Linked DNA regions of Homo sapiens: region 2 is linked to region 1. A link is a loop called in an ENCODE intact Hi-C map of the cell type or tissue named here. Cell type or tissue: gastrocnemius medialis. All regions are shown on one strand.

Region 1 (8,000 bases):
AATATTATGAGGTTTCATTGTTTAAAATCAAGAGTGTATTATTTACTGTTTTACAGTATTATTTAATATCCAACTGGTCTCCAATCTCTATTACATAGGGACTGTGCAGAGCCTGTAAAAGTGTATGAATGTGTATCTTCCATAATCCACATTATATTTTTGGTAAGCTGGAATCACTACCTCTGATCACGTATCAGGCTAATGATGGAGAAAGCATTGGATTTAAGTTCAGGGCTAAGAACTGGTTTGTTTAAAAGTTTAAATTGTGGCCAGGCACGGTGGCTCATGCCTGTAATCCCAGCACTTTGGGAGGCCGAGGTGGGCAGATCATGAGGTCAGGAGTTCGAAACTAGCCTGGCCAACATAGTGAAACCCTATCTCTACCAAAAATACAAAAATTAGCCAGGTGTGGTGGCACGCACCTGTAGTCCCAGCTACTTGGGAGGCTGAGGCAGAAGAATTGCTTGAACCCGGGAGGCGGAGGTTGCAGTGAGCTGAAACGGCACCATTGGCGTCCGGCCTGGGTGACAGAGCAAGACTCTGTCTCAAAAAAAAAAAAAAAAAAGTTTAAATTGTTTGAAAGGGCATTTGTCTTCTTTAATGAATGATGATCTCACAATTCAGTTGACTTTGACCTAATATTTAAGAGTATAAATATATTTTCTTTGAAAAGGCTGAGTGGTGCCCTCAAACACTTGCTAAAACTGCCTAGGGCAGGATTCATTAGGGCTTGCAGGACAATGTCACCTAAATTGCTGAATGTACTCATTGTAATGTGATATCTGACAGAGGGGGTGCAGTGTTTCTGGGTCATTTTGGACCAACTGCAATGGTTGTTTCAGATGCTGGTTCCTGCACACTACTCTCAATCTACTGAAGCACATCTGGTTTTTTGTTTTGCCTTGCTTTTAGTTTTTAAAGTTTCCCCCAGTGATTCCAATGCACCTGAAAAATTGAGAACCACAGGCTCAGTGGTAGGTCAGGGTTTCCCACACTAGGCTGCACAGCATTATCACCTGGGAACATTAAAAAATACAGACATTCTCAATTCTTTTAGTGTAATTAGCTATGATGTGGATCCCATGTATTTTTTAAAGAGCTCCCCAGATAATTCTGATGTCAGGAGCCACCGGTATAGACTATCTAGTGAGTTGTATTATAAACAATAAAATACTTTAAAAGCTACCCAGTAACTTTTGGGATTAATTTTATGAAATAAATTCTGAACTGCTGTTTTTGATATAGTCAGACTTAAGACTGAAACCTAGCAGGCAGGCAATAGATATAGAATTCTAGTTAATTGAAATTTTGTGACCTGTATAAAAATAAATCATGTTTATTGAACGGATGGCAAGGTACATATACTTTCAGAATTGTATTAAGTTTTGAAGACTTTTTAAAAAAATGTCAAAATGTATATATATTAGTATCCACTATCTTAAGGTCGATTATAAACCAGAAGTACTGTTATCTTGGTGATTAAAATCTATAACTTTAGCTGTATTTCAATAACAAAAACATATCTTACTAGACTGAGTGTGGTATCTCATGTATGTAATCCCAGTGCTTTAGGAGGCTGAGGTGGGAGGACTCATTGAGCCCAGGAGTTCGAGGCTGCAGTGAGCTATAATTGCACCACTGCACTCCAGCCCAGATGACAGAGTGAGACCCTGTCTCTAAAAAAAACAAACAACATATCTTACTGACTAAACCTGAATGGAACTCATAATTAGTCTTTCTGTATTTTTCCACAAAATAGCGAATTGGTACTTGGGAGACTTCTGTTTTTTTGTTGTTGTTGTTGTTGAAAAAACTGCCTTTGTTCTGAAATTATATCACCTGTGTTCTGAACTAAGATGATGGGAGTTCATTTTGTATTTACTTTGCAGTAAGTATCATGTAAATACGCAAACGTTGAATGTAATATAGATTGTGATCGCAGTGGTTTTTTGGGTGATACAGTTTATAAATATACCAATTATACACCCTCATACATTTGTCTGATTTTGAATTTGTAAAATGAGGACTACTGTTTACACATTTAATACAAAAAAAGGTCTCCGGAAAAAAAAAAAAGATGAATACTCTAAGAAAACCTTGTTTTAACATAGGGGACTAAATTTTAGTTTTGTATTAGTGTACTTTTGATCTCAAAGCTTAATTTTTAGAAAACCCTATAAATAATTCCCTTCCAATTTTTGCCAACTTGATCACATACAAAATTCTTTTTTTTTGAGACAGGGTCTTGCTGTGTCACCCAGGCTGGAGTGCAATGGCGCAGTTGCGGCTCACTGCAGCCTCTGCCTCCCGGGTTCAAGTGATTCTCCTGCCTCAGCCTCCCGAGTAGCTGGGATTACAGGCATGCACCACCACACCCAGCTAATTTTTTTATTTTTAGCAGAGACGTGGTTCTGCCATGTTGGCCAGGCTGGTCTCGAACTCCTGACCTCAAGTGATCCGTCCACCTCGGCCTCCCAAAGTGCTGGGATTACAAGTGTGAGCCACCTCGCCTGGCCTACAAAATTCTTTTCATAGGATTCATCTCCTACACACCTACAACTTGCTCAGATCTCTTAGAACTTGCTCAAATCTTGTACAACTTGCTTAAACCTTCAGTTTTGTTCTATACTTCCTTCTTTTTCATATTGGAACAACCAATCATTCTACTTTATGACAAAAATTTACTTTCCTTTTTCCCTTATCATTTTGACAACACAAATTCTTCCTCATACAAAAAAAAAATTACTTTTTCTCTTTTCAACTTTTTTTTAAGCCAAACATACGTTTTCATACTTGTAACTTTCTTGACATCCCTCTTACTGGTTCCTCCCTACCTCATTTCTATTTCCTTCCAAAATCCTTATTTTGAAACAACTTTTAAATAACCTCCAAATTAGACAAAATTATTCTTTTTAAGAAAAAAGTATCCTTCTATTTTTTCCTCACCAAAACACATCTTACTTTCTTTAGTTTGCATACAGAATTCCTTTATAGTAGTTTTATTATTGGAATTTTTAATCCTTAGCAATTGTGAATCAGTATTCTATAAATTAAGTTTCATAATTTCTAGAAATATGCACTTTCTCAAAGTACAATTTTTCATATTAACAGACCAAAATATATTTATTTTTCCATAGCTTTTCTTTAAATAGACTAAAATATATTCAGTCTTTATTTTATCTTATTTTTTGAGACAGAGTCTTGCTCTGTCACCCAGGCTGGAGTGCAGTGGCGCGATCTCACTGCAACCTCCACCTCCTGGGTTCAAGCAATTCTCCTGCCTCAGCCTCTGAGTAGCTGGGATTACAGAAGCCCACCACCGCGCCCAGCAAATTTTTGTATTTTTAGTAGAGACGGGGTTTCACCATGTTGTCCAGGCTGATCTGGAACTCCTGACCTCGTGATCCGCCCACCTCGGCCTCCCAAAGTGCTGGGATTACAGGCATGAGCCACTGCACCCAGCCATATTTAGTCTTTCTATAAAATTTAAGAAGCCAAAAATAAATTTAAAGTTACGTTCAAATTAATGTTTCAGTATTCTAACTTAATTGGAAATGACTCAGACAGTTCATGAATATTACTTAATCATAACAGGACTTTAAGTTACGGTAAAAGGTTTTCAAAACTGAAAAGTTCATTTATCAATTTGTATACCATTTACATACACCTAATTTACTCATTTTTAACAATTATGCTTGAGTTGTTCATTAAGCAAAGCTAGCCATCACCTCAAGTTATTTTTCAAAAAAATCAGGAAACTATAAGTATTACAGAAGCAAAAAGATTAATAGGTTAAACATGGTTCTTCCACTCTGCTTTTTTTCCCTTTCCTATTGGGACGGGTTAGTTCTCTTGAACTCCTTCGTGGGCGGAAACTGGAGTAGCTCATTCCACTCAGCCCGCACTGGCTACTCTTGGCAGGAGGGAGCGTGCAAGCGAGTGAGTGCAGGAACCAGAGCAAATGAATCCTGGGACCGACTGGTCACTCTTCTCTGGTGGGAGCAGGCTCTTGTGGGCCCTGCAGCAGCGTCCAAGCATGTTACGACCAATGCTCTTTCAGTTCTGCCATCCGGGGATGGCCAAGTGCCAACCAGGTCAGTGGAGGGTCAGGGTGGCAAACCCTGCCCTCTCAGAACCTGGGTTCATGTCCGATGAACTGTTAGAAAGGTGATGAATGCAGACTTTATTGAGCGGTGGGTGGCTCTCAGCAGAAAGGGAGGCTGGAAAGGGGATGGGAGGGTGATCTTTCCCTGAAGCCCGGCCGTCTCTGGCTGGGCTCCTCTCCGAAGCCGCACCGCCTGAAGTTAGCCGTGTCTATCCATAGTCTCTGACGCGCACTGCTTCTCTGCTCACCACTCAGCTGCTTGTATCCTTGACATTCAGCCACTTGTGTTGCTCTGCCAGCTGAAGTCTTTCATCGGCAAAGGATAGGGGCAGGGCAGGCCAAAAACGGCAACATTTGGCTGGAAAAAAACGGGGTCAGCTGTTTTCACTTAGGGCCAAGGTTCCAGGCTTATGGGTTGGGTTTAGCCAGGAGCCCAGCCCTTCTGTATCACCATGACTGATAGGTATCAAGATTTTTTTTTTTTTCATGTATTTTGCTCTTTGGTTGGCTTTATAGCTTTATTATACATCTAAGAGGTAATAAGCTTGTTTGACTAGTAAATTTAGGGGAAAAATATGCTTGCTTTATAATTAATGACTTTAAACACTTTTTCTTTAAGCCAATTAAATAGAGCTCTTTTATATATTTTGGTATGAAAATATCAGATACACATAACACATAGATATACAAACATACACACAGAAAGAAGCAGATCTTATTGCTTTCATTAAGATTCATTTGCCCGGTCGGGCGCGGTGGCTCACTCCTGTAATCCCAGCACTTTGGGAGTCCGAGGTGGGCGGAACACGAGGTCAGGAGATCGAGACTATCCTGGCTAATACTGTGAAACCCCGTCTTTACTAAAAATACAAAAACAATTAGCCGGGCATGGTGGCCGGCACCTGTAGTCCCAGCTACTGGGGAGGCTGAGGCAGGACAATGGGGTGAACCAACCCGGGAGGCAGAGCTTGCAGTGAGCCAAGATCACGCCACCGCACTCCAGCCTGGGCGACTGAGCAAGACTCCATCTCAGAAAAAAAAAAAGATGGACAGGAAAAGCAACTTAAACAAAGGTAAACGTTGATATGCAAGCTTTTAAGCCAGTGCCTTTCTCATTGTAAAAGTTTCTAATGGTTTAGGTGCAGAGAGGGAGATAGCCTTACAAATGGAGATTTCCTTTACAGATATAAATTTCTCTTAGAAAGAATTTCAAAATCCTGTTCCTTACTTAGATCATTGCCTTCAGGGCAGAGCTTTTTAACAAACAGGGCAAAAACTAACCAGTAGAAACTTACCAGAGCTGTCTTCGGAGGCCTGTCAGTCTTGGTGGTTAACATAGAGATGATCAGAGGTAGGCAGCTTGTTTTTAAGGGCTTCTCTCAAGTTCTTTGGGAGCAGTCCCTTTTTCAATGTTTTGATCATTTGCACAAATGACAACTAGTTTTTCGAAACCGCAGTTTTAGGGGTTGCTTATTGGAATGCCCTGGGGCAGGCCCACAAGTCATTCTAGGTTGTTGGTTGCCATAGAGCTGAAATACTTTGGAAATAGCTTTCCTAAGGTCATTTGCAATCTTTCAGGGTTTGTCTGACCCGTAAATGGACCAGGTGGGGCTTGTCAGGTCACTAATATAACTCTTAGGAAAATACCATTCTGCCTCTTTCATCTATTTTTGGGCTTTCCAGATCCCACCAACATGTAAATTAGTTGGTGTAGATCAGGTATCCCGGCATCTTTTGTTTTTTTTTTTTTTTTTTTGAGACAGAGTCTTGCTCTGTCGCCCAGGATGGAGTGCAGTGGCGCCATCTTGGCTCACTGCAAGCTCTGCCTCCCGGGTTCACGCCATTCTCCTGCCTCAGCCTCCTGAGTTGCTGGGACTACAGGCGCCCGCCACCACACCCGGCTTTTTTTTTTTTTTTTTTTTTTGTATTTTTAGTACAGACGGGTTTCACCATGTTAGCCAGGATGGTCTCGATCTCCTGACCTCGTGATCCACCCGCCTCGGCCTCCCAAAGTGCTGGGATTACAGGCTTGAGCCCCGCGCCCGGCCCCCATCCCGGGATCTTAAGTTATAATTAAGACTGTGAATTCTGGCTGGGCATGGTGGCTCACGCCTGTAATCTCAGCACTTTGGGAGGCTGAGGTGGGCAAATCATTTGAGGTCAGGAGTTCGAGACTAGCTTGGTCTAAATGGCAAAACCCTGTCTCTACTAAAAGTACAAAAATTGGCCGGGCATGGTGGTGGGTGCCTGTAATCCCAGCTACTTAGGAGGTTGAGTCAGGAGAATTGCTTGAACCTGGGAGGCGGAGGTTGCCGTGAGCCGAGACTGCGCCACTGCACTCTAGCCTGAGTGACAAGAGCAAGACTACGTCTCAAAAAAAAAAAAAACACACTGTGAATTCTTCAGATTAAAGGTCTTCCCTGGGTTTGCAAAATTTTTAACCTATGGCCCTGAGCTGTTTTTATCCAGGCAATGTAAATCACTCCAGGATTGTCTCCTGAATTTTCAGATGGTTTTATGCTACAAGGAAACTGTTTAACTGTTTTTTTTTTTTTTTTTTTTTTTTTTTTTTTTCACAGAAGAAGGGCAATTCAGACAGAGTATTAATAGACTAAATATTCAGGCAAAGTAGGATAGAGAGGAGCAGTAGGAGTTACATCAGTTTTACCATCCTTGGTGTGGGGGATATCTTCCATTTCTAGCCTTTCATTAGCTCTTTGCAATGAAGCTTTTAAAAAGGCTATTTTGGAATCCTGGGCAGGTAACCAAGCAAAAATGTCAGCAGATTCTAAGTAGGCAGGGGAGGACAGAGAGAAAGAGAGCTTAGAAGCCTCTACATGCTAATCAATTATATACATCCCATTCAGACTTTAACCCTATAGCTACAGTCTGCTAATTTAGTTCTAAGAATAAAAAGAGGTTGGGCGTGGTGGCTCACGCCTGTAATCCCAGCAGTTTGGGAGGCTGAGGCGAGTGGATCACGAGGTCAGGAGTTCGAGACCAGCCTGGCCAACATGGTGAAACTCCGTCTCTACTAAAGATGCAAATCAGCCAGGCGTGGTGGTGCGCGCCTGTAATCCTAGCTACTCGGGAAGCTGAGGCAGGAGAATTGCTTGAACCCGGGAGGCAGAGGTTGCAGTGAGCCGAGATTGCACCATTGCACTCCAGCCTGGGAGACAGGGCGAGACTCCCTCTCAAAAAATAAAAATAAAAAAAATAAAAGAATAAAAACAACCTTGGGAGGCTTGAACAGTCCACATAAAGACCACTGGAACTCCAAATGGTCCTTGGTATAATCTTTTTTTGTTTTTGTTTTTTTTGAGATGGAGTTTCACTCTTGTTGCCCAGGCTGGAGTGCAATGGTGTGACCTTGGCTCACTGCAACCTCTGCCTCCTGGGTTCAAGTGATTCTCCTGCCTCAGCCTCCCGAGTACCTGGGATTACAGGTGTGCACCACCATGTTGGGCTAATTTTGTATTTTTAGTAGAGACAGGGTTTCACCATGTTGGTCAGGCTGGTCTCAAACTCTTAACCTCAAGTGATCCACCTGTCTCGGCCTCCCACAGTGCTGGGATTACAGGCGTGAACCACCGTGCCTGGCCAAGTCTTTGGTATAATCTGCCCATAGGTTTAAAAACGTGCACAAGAATGGACCATAATGTTTGAATACATAGCTGTCTGGAGTCCCTAAAGGGGGACTATATTTGCATGCATTAGAACTTGGGGTGTCCATTATGTTTCTTATTAATCTTTCTAGATCAAAATCCAGAATACCAAAGACAGCCAAAAGAAAGAAAGATTTAGACATAACAGTCAGTATGCTAGTCACAAATAAGGTGCAACCCACATTTCTGTCTAGCCATATTCTTGGCAACTCCCAACCTTTTGGTTGGTT
Region 2 (8,000 bases), 130 kb after region 1:
GCACTCACTTATAATTTGCAAAAGGAAAGCCTTCCGCTAAAAGGTTTTTACTGTGTGTGTGTTGGGGGTGACTGGGTGGAACTGATAATTTTCCATTTTTTTCATGCTAATCTTTCACTTCCAATGCTGAAAATACAAGGAAAGTACAAAAGACAGGCCGTGGGGACAAACTAACGTTCGCCACCAAGCACCCTCCAACCACTAGCCCAGCCTCCCCGAGTTGTTCTTGTTCATTCTTAAGGTGGTCTGATTTCTAAGCTCATCTCTATCCAACTTCCACACCTTGGCTCAGCCACCCTGACACGACCCTCTCTGGCATTCTAGATGTCAGTTTCGTAGTTTCCTATGCTAGAATTCAGCTTTTCCTAGAGATGTTGGCTTTAGCAAGAAATTGGCTTTAGCTCTAGTCCTGAAAACCTGGAACCCATAGTCATTCAACTGATACCAACACCCTCTACCCCCACCCCCGACCACCACAGTGGGAGTGAAGCAGGCAGGTGTAATTCTTCCCCCGTAGATTGTGCTAGCATGAGGAACAGATGCCTCATCAGGCTCACCCTATTGCATTCTGCTTGGTATTCATTGCCACAGAGGTTTTATAGCCTGATGTCTGTGGCCTAAATATAATGCAGAGGCATAGGGTGAGGCAGAGGAGTCCCTGGCAGCCCGTGCCAGAGAGTTCCCTTCCATCACTACCTTTCCAGTAGAACAGTGGAGCAATTACTTATGTCTGGGGTCTTAAATGAGTAAGGGGAGGTCTGTAAGACCAAGCTGGTGATTCTTCCTGGGTCTCGCCACATGAGAGGATAAGAAAAGGGAGGAAACTATACTGACCACCAGAAGGTGTTTGAAAGTGTCTGCTGGTATATCAGACATGATTGTAATCAGGAAACAGCGTGGCCTGGTGCCAGGTTTTCCAAAGTGTGTTTGTGGAAGAATAGTTCTATGTGGTTTATTATTCTAGGACTAAGGCCAAAATAAAGGTCCCACTATTACATAATAAGTTCAGGGGATGTAGAGCTGGACAGGTTTCTTTACTGCAGGACTTCTCAGAGCCTTTAATATATGAACATACATTGTGAATCTCTCAGAAAGAGCTGACCACTATTTCCCAAAGAGCCTAGCAAGGGGCCCTTTTGAAGTAAAGCATCTCAAGAACTATTGTTCCTAACTGCCTAATGCTGGCCCAGTGGAGCCTTGGGTTTAGAAGTCAGACAACAGGAGTTTGAACTCTTAGTCATTAATTCCCCTGTACCTCAGTTTCCTCATAAGAAAACAGTGATAATAATGCATATCTTACTGACTTGTACTGAGGACTGAGTGGTGGGAAAAAACTAGCTTGAACAAAGACCAACTGTTTTTAGCTGATGAGTTAGGAGGGGCCATGCATGGGTGGGAACCCACTGTGTTTGTTCAAGTCTCTTTCTTCAGAATGCTTTGTCTGGGGCTTCCCAAAGACTAAACCCTTTGGGTACCTACAGGTTCTGGTATAATTTAAGAGTCGCAAAGCAATGGGCTCTTTTCCCTTGAGAGGTCTAAGATCGGAAAGAATGCTATACCAGTAATCATAATAGTAGCTAAAATCACTACTATTTATTAAGGGACTACTATTTACCCAGCATAGTGGGTGCTTTATATTTCTATTATTTCAGTTCACTGTCACAGCAAACTTTCAAGGTAGTATCGTCATCACCATGTTACAGATGAACAAAACTGAGACTCAAATAACACACTCCCTGGCGTAGCTGATTAGTGGCAGAACTGAAGACTCGCTCTGTTTAATCATTAAAGAACAAAAATGTCTGCCCACTAAAAGGCTATGCCTTGGTTTCAGGATCCAATCTGATCAGTTCGCATACGAACTAAATCACTAAAGAGAATTTTGAACACTGTAAGGAATTCTGGTTCCATTCTTACAGATAGCTAGAAACCTCTAAGACGACAAGACGCCAAGGGAACTAAAGGAAGATTTCTAAATATGAAGGTGTGCAGTGGAGTTTGGAGAATACTCCCTGAGGGGACCTAGAAGGGTTTCTCAAAGGACCCCTTCCCTCATTTTCTGGCTCTCAATCCAAGTGACTGTGGAGATTTTCCAAATATCAAGTTCATTTGAAATAGGCCACAATCCTTCAGATTGCCAAGTCATCTGTACGTCTTCTTCAACTGATGGCAACTGATTTACAACCAGCATTTTTGAGAACAATCATTCCGAGAAATTGCAAAGCAGTAAGATATACTCCAAGGAGTACACATTCCCTGTTCCATTGCCACACGATATATGTTTATGATGTAGACTTCTGCTTGCCCCAAATGCCTAAGAATAAACAAACATATTACCTGTTTCTTCTGCTTGGCCAATGTAGAGGTTTTTCCTCACCCCAGGTGTTTCAAAGGAAATGAAGACGAGAAAAAAACCTTCTCTCTGGGGAAATGCAGAGGGCTGAAAGAAAAGAGGTACAATTTCAGCCCTCTCTGAAGCACCCCACACAAACACACACACACACACACACACACACACACACACACACACACCCCACTCTGCAGAGAGAGCTCTTGCTTAAATAAATAAACAAACATATATACACAAAGAAATAACTAGAACAGGGCCAGGCTGCTTTGCCTTTCAGCCGGGAAGGCAAGCCCAGAGCCACGAATCTGGGAGACAATGCACTGGCCGTGAGCACAGCTCTCTGCCCCAGCCCTGCTCTGTTCCTGGCCTGGAGATGCACTCAAGTAATGGGCTGCAAAGTCAGCGGCCACGTGACTGCTTCCAAAGGGACCAGGCTCCGCATGGGCAGGACCACGCTATTGTGTGCATAATCTGCCATCAATACAAAATAGAAAAGAGAATTTCAGTAAATAAGAGCAGAAAAGCACTCTTTAGGTAAACTGAGGATAATTTTTAGAAAACGTTACATTAACCTGGTACAATTAAGAGAAGTGGAAAAACTAAACATTTTTCCTTGGTTCTAGAAAGGTGTGGGTTTGAGGGAGCAGCCACTGGGTCATAAGACATTTATACTCCACCAGCTGTTCAGTAGCTCCTTATTGGAGAACCTACCTGTGAAGGGAGAATGACCTCCCTTCATCAGCAGAAAGGGAAAGGAAAGTTGGCCTGTAATCTTGCTGAGTTTAGGGGAGGAGAAAGACATACTTGAAAATTCAAAGTGCCCATGGCAGTAATGGATGCCAGCAGCCACAGTTCTGCTATGTTCGAGGCAATCTAGTGGTGGTCTTCTTGTTCACAGAGTCTTATACTGATCGCGGCCGCGCTGCCAGCAGTTTCCCTGGCAAACTCTTCCTAGCTGGTGACACAGCATACGTGTTTTCAAGCTTACTGGTCTTAGGCTTTGCCAGCTAAAATTTACAGGACTCCAGCCATAAACATTTCATAACCCCACCCAAGCTGCTCTTTAGCTCGATTCCTTTCTGCAATTGAGAGCCACGGGAGATCTAGTAAAGTGGTTACCTAGTTTGCCATTTAATCGGATGGAGTTACTTGAAAAATAACTGGCAAGGTGGCTCTGGGCTTCTGTCCTATTAGTATATTAACATCACCAGAGGGCCTCATTATGAGGCAATACGACCACTCAGGTTTCCATGGTGGGGACGCCAAGAGTAGGACCTGATGAGGCTGCTACACAAATTGTAAATGATAGCATAATTACTCAGGCTCCAAAAAAAATAGTGGACAATGTAGCTATACAGCTGGCTCTCCCAACCAAATGCCTATTCAATCCTCAGCCATTAAATTATGGCTATGTCTAGATACAGTTGTTCCAATGTCACCTCCTCTGTGTGAAGCCTTTCCTGAATCACCAAAGGGGAATTAGTCACTCTGTCTTCTGGCTCTCAAAGCCATGTGTGCGTCCAATTATAGAGCTGCTCAAAGTGTGCTGTAATTTGCCCTTTTACATGTGAAATCCTAAAGGGAAAGGATCTGTTTCATTCCTCTTGGCATCCCCAGTTGTGTGTGTGTTTTCTTATTTTTAAGACAGAGTCTCACTCTGTCACCCAGGCTGTGTAGTGGTGCATTCTGGGCTCACTGCAACCTCTGCCTGCCAGGCTTAAGCGATTCTCCTGCCTCAGCCTCCCGAGGAGCTGGGATTACAGGTGTACACCACCACACCCAGCTAATTTTTGTATTTTTAGTACAGACGAGGTTTCACCATGTTGGCCATGCTAGTGTCAAACTCCTAGCCTCAGGTGATCTGCCTTGACCTCCCAAAGTGCTGGGATTACAGGTGTGAGCCACTGCGACTGGCCACACCCTCAGTTTTAAACCTACTCATTACTGAATGCAAAAGAGGTACTCACCAAATATTTGTTTAACCACAGAAAGAAAGGAAAGCAGGGAAAAAAAACTCATGATTTAGGTTGTTATTTTAATGGCCAGCTCCTGGACCACGAATTGGATTGGCTGTGCCCTTTATGTGATTTGTTGAAAACTCAGAATTTGCTTTGAATGAATAACTTCATTGTATTTTTCCATTGTAGAAAGAACACTGAAATGTTACTGTGAGCACCAAAGGGGTCTTATGGTCAGCCTCCAACTGTTAAATGAACCAACACTGATGTAAGTGAATAAATCACAATAATGATAATATCTATTGAGCACTGACCATGTTCTAGGTACTTTTAAATTTTACATATGTTAATCTTATTTAATCCACACACCATCCTCTGAGGTATATACTATTACGATCCCTCTTCACCCATTAGGAATTGTGGCCTAAAGTCAAACAGCAAATGAGGGGTGGAACTGGGAGTTGAACCCGGGCACTTTGGCTCTAGAACCCCTGCTTATTATAATCATTACACTCTACTGCCTCAGTCAGCACCTTGTGTGTTTGCAAAATTCAAGCTTCAGCCTCTTCTCAAATGCTCTCTGGCTTTCCTACAGCTGACCAGGGATGTGTTCTCCCAGCCTGAAAAAAGAAAAAATGATGGGCAGAGTGATGTTAACAGTTTTAAACCTCCTATGTGGCAAGCACCTCCTATGTAGCAGGTGCTACTGAGGGACAGAGACACAAATGGCAGAGAAAAAAAAATACACATGATTGGATATTGAAATATACATACTAGGTTCTTAAAACAGTGCCAGGCACATAATAAATATCTATTACATGAATAAATGAAAGCAATATGGTATGATAAAATATCTAATAAAACAGGTACGAGACACTCCAGGGGCGCAGAGAAAGAGCCCTATCTCAGAAAGGGGGATGACGGAAGGCTTCCTAGAAGTGATGCACGGGCCGAGACCTGATGACTGACTAGGCATCAGCCAGAGGAAAAGAGGTGGGAAGAGGGGGTTCTCATAGCTATGCATATTCTACAGTACTTAACTAGGGTGTGAAATGGGAGAGGGGAACTAGAAATCAAAATGAACTTCTTTCCTAATGATAATGCTGCAATTACATAAAGGTGCCCGGATGTTAAGATTGAAAAATGGCTGCCCTCTCCACCTCTTCAGGCTGGACTTAATCTCTCTTGATTGCCTTCCCTTCCTTTCTCACTTCCCCACTGCTGTACTTTCTTTGCTCCTGCCTTCCAAATAAACTTGCTCTCAAATGTTTATCTCAGGCTCTGCTTCTGAGGGATCCCAACCCAGGACATTTAGTTAGTCCATGGCAATAGCAAACTATGGAAAGACAGAGGGGAATGGAGAAGCCTGGCTACCTCTCAAGGGAGAGAGGGATTTGTAGGCAAGCCTCTCCTATTTCACAAGCTTCCTGGAGCTGGCCACAGTTCCAATTTCTGCCAAGGCAAAGTAGTTCTAATGGGCAGCTCCCATTATTGATCATGACATACCCTGAGGAGTATGCTAGAATTGAGGTGAAGCAGCTGGACTGGAGAGGAGACTAAGAAAACAGCGGCATGTGCAGATCTATTTGATGGTGGGTACTTAAGGTGTCTGCTTGTGGCTCCTGATACCTCGAAGCCCCGTAGCACCAAAGGGGGGAAGCTCAGACAGGGCTGGCCTCCCAGCTCTTCTGACTCTGAGCTAGCCTCCTGATGCTGGGGCCACTGGCAAGCAATCACACCCAATCACCACTTCCTAACCCCTAGTAGTCTCCAAAACTGGGGTAGCTTCCCCACAGCACATGCACAGAGATCTGCTGGAGAGCAGAAAGCAAAACATCAGAACTCATATTTTTATCTATTTTCTTATTCTTGTTAACTTTTCTATTTCCATGTATATTTGATCATGTACACAATAAATGAGTTCAGCAGTATTAGCTGTAAATAAATAAATATGCTTGGTCCATTCTCACGAAACTTACTGTGAGGGGTCCATGATGAAAAAAGTTCAAAAAGGCTGGGGGCAGTGGCTCATACCTGTAATCCCAGCACTTTGGGAGGCTGAGCAAGGAGGATTGCTTGAGCTGATGAGCTGGAGACCAGCCTGGGCAACATAGCAAGACCTCTCTACTAAAAAAAAAAAAAAAATTAGCTGGGTGTGGTGGGACATGCCTGTTCTCACAGCTACTTGGGAGGCTGAGGCAGGAGGATCACTTGAGCCTGCAAGATCGAGGCTGCAGTAAGCCATGATAGAGCCACTATACTCCAGCCTAGGCAACAGAGGAAGACCTTGTCTCAAAAGAAAAAAAAAATCGAAGGACTCTAATTTAAAGATCCTGCTCCCTTGTGAAGAGAAGAAAGGAATACCAAGTAATTTTTCACTTAAATAGAGAAAGGATCAAGCATATTTTCAAGGGTGAATTCTGGGTACTGAAAAATCACATTAACTAGGAGAAAAGAGAGGCCAGATCTGGCAAGTCATTAGGAAGTCATTAAAAGAAATTAAAAGTGGGTTATGAGTCACTATCAGATGGAAGAAATTCATAAAAGTCAGTGCTTGCCAGATGTTTCTATTGGGGTCACCTGGTGAGCAGCCACAATGACAGGCTAAAACAGCCATCACGTTTTAAGGTGGGGAAATTCAGCTTTCGAAAGGCTCCATCTTAGATACAAAAGTTGAGCTTTCCTTGGTTGTGATTTAATAAATAGATTAATAGATATCAGAATTTTAATTCGGACCACTGCTTAATCTAACCCTAGCTTGGTCCTCGATGGCTTGAGTTTAAAGAAATTCCTTAAATTAACCCTGAATGTTCATAAATCAAATCAAAAAGCTTCACAGAAGGTTCTGGTCTGGGTAAGATGGAAAAGGGACATTTTACCCACTCTACTCTTTCTCTCTCATGGGACAAAGCTATAAAACCTGGACAGAATCCATGAAACAGCTATTTGAGGACTGTGGCAGACAGACTCTAAGCTGCCCCCAATGATCCCTTCCTCCTGGTCAATTCACACCACTGTGTTCATCCCTTCTCTTCAGCATAGGCTGGACCCAGAAACTTGCTTCTAATCAATTGAGCATGGCAATGGTATTGGGATGTCACTTCTATGACTAGGTTATAAAAGACTGTGATTTTCTGTCTTGCTAGCAGACCCTATTATCTTCACAGCTTTTGTGCTTTCAATGAAGTAAGCTGCCATGTGGGAGAAGCCCAAGTGGCAAAGGACTGGGGGAAGTCTCTAGCCAAAAGCCAGCAAGGAACTAAGGCCCTCAGTCAAACAGACCATGAGGAACTGACTCTTGTCAACAACCATACGGGCTTGGAAGTGGATCCCTCCCCAGTCAAACCTTCAGATGACAGCAGCCCAGTCAACACATTGTGTGCAGCAGCTCACGACAGATGCTGACGTAGAGGGCCCAGGTAAGCCACGCCTGGGTTTCTGCCCCACAGAAACTGTAAGATCATAAACATGTGTTGTTTTAAGCCACTAGATTTTTTGGTAATCTGTCCCACAGCAATAAACAAGTAACATGAGGACTCTGAAAAGTAAATAACAGACGGCAGATGAAGGAAACAGATCAGAGTTTGAAGTACCACTGAACTGACAGTGAGTTTACCTTTTGTTCCCTCCAGTTCCTCCAGGCCAGATTCAAGGAAGCAGAAATTAAAATTAAAACCATGAGATACCACTAT

Evidence for each region. A loop is a pair of places that touch in the nucleus more often than their neighbours do. Peaks named below come from ENCODE experiments on the same cell type or tissue, not always from the same donor. Only the 100,000 strongest peaks of a DNase experiment are listed, where the experiment ranks them.
Region 2: it touches region 1 in a loop (8-fold over the local background); 2 of 110 quality-filtered maps call a loop at or near these places.

What each region holds. Positions count from the first base shown.
Region 1 is chrX:18,829,573-18,837,572 of GRCh38, reverse strand. LOC124905254 (a long non-coding RNA gene) reads right to left here and starts at 5,448. Exons shown (of 2, transcript XR_007068404.1): 1 at 5,401-5,448; 2 at 1,826-4,463. It also overlaps the pseudogene BLOC1S6P1. RefSeq lists an enhancer at 3,635-4,558. In gastrocnemius medialis, no CTCF peak of the experiment used is centred here; DNase peaks (open chromatin) are centred at 3,992 and 4,382; H3K4me3 peaks cover 1,002 bases; H3K27ac peaks cover 2,577 bases.
Region 2 is chrX:18,694,773-18,702,772 of GRCh38, reverse strand. It overlaps a transcript of PPEF1 not described here. Among named protein-coding and RNA genes, the nearest start is that of PPEF1-AS1, 6.1 kb to the right of the region's middle. In gastrocnemius medialis, no CTCF peak of the experiment used is centred here; DNase peaks (open chromatin) are centred at 3,290 and 3,607; H3K27ac peaks cover 600 bases.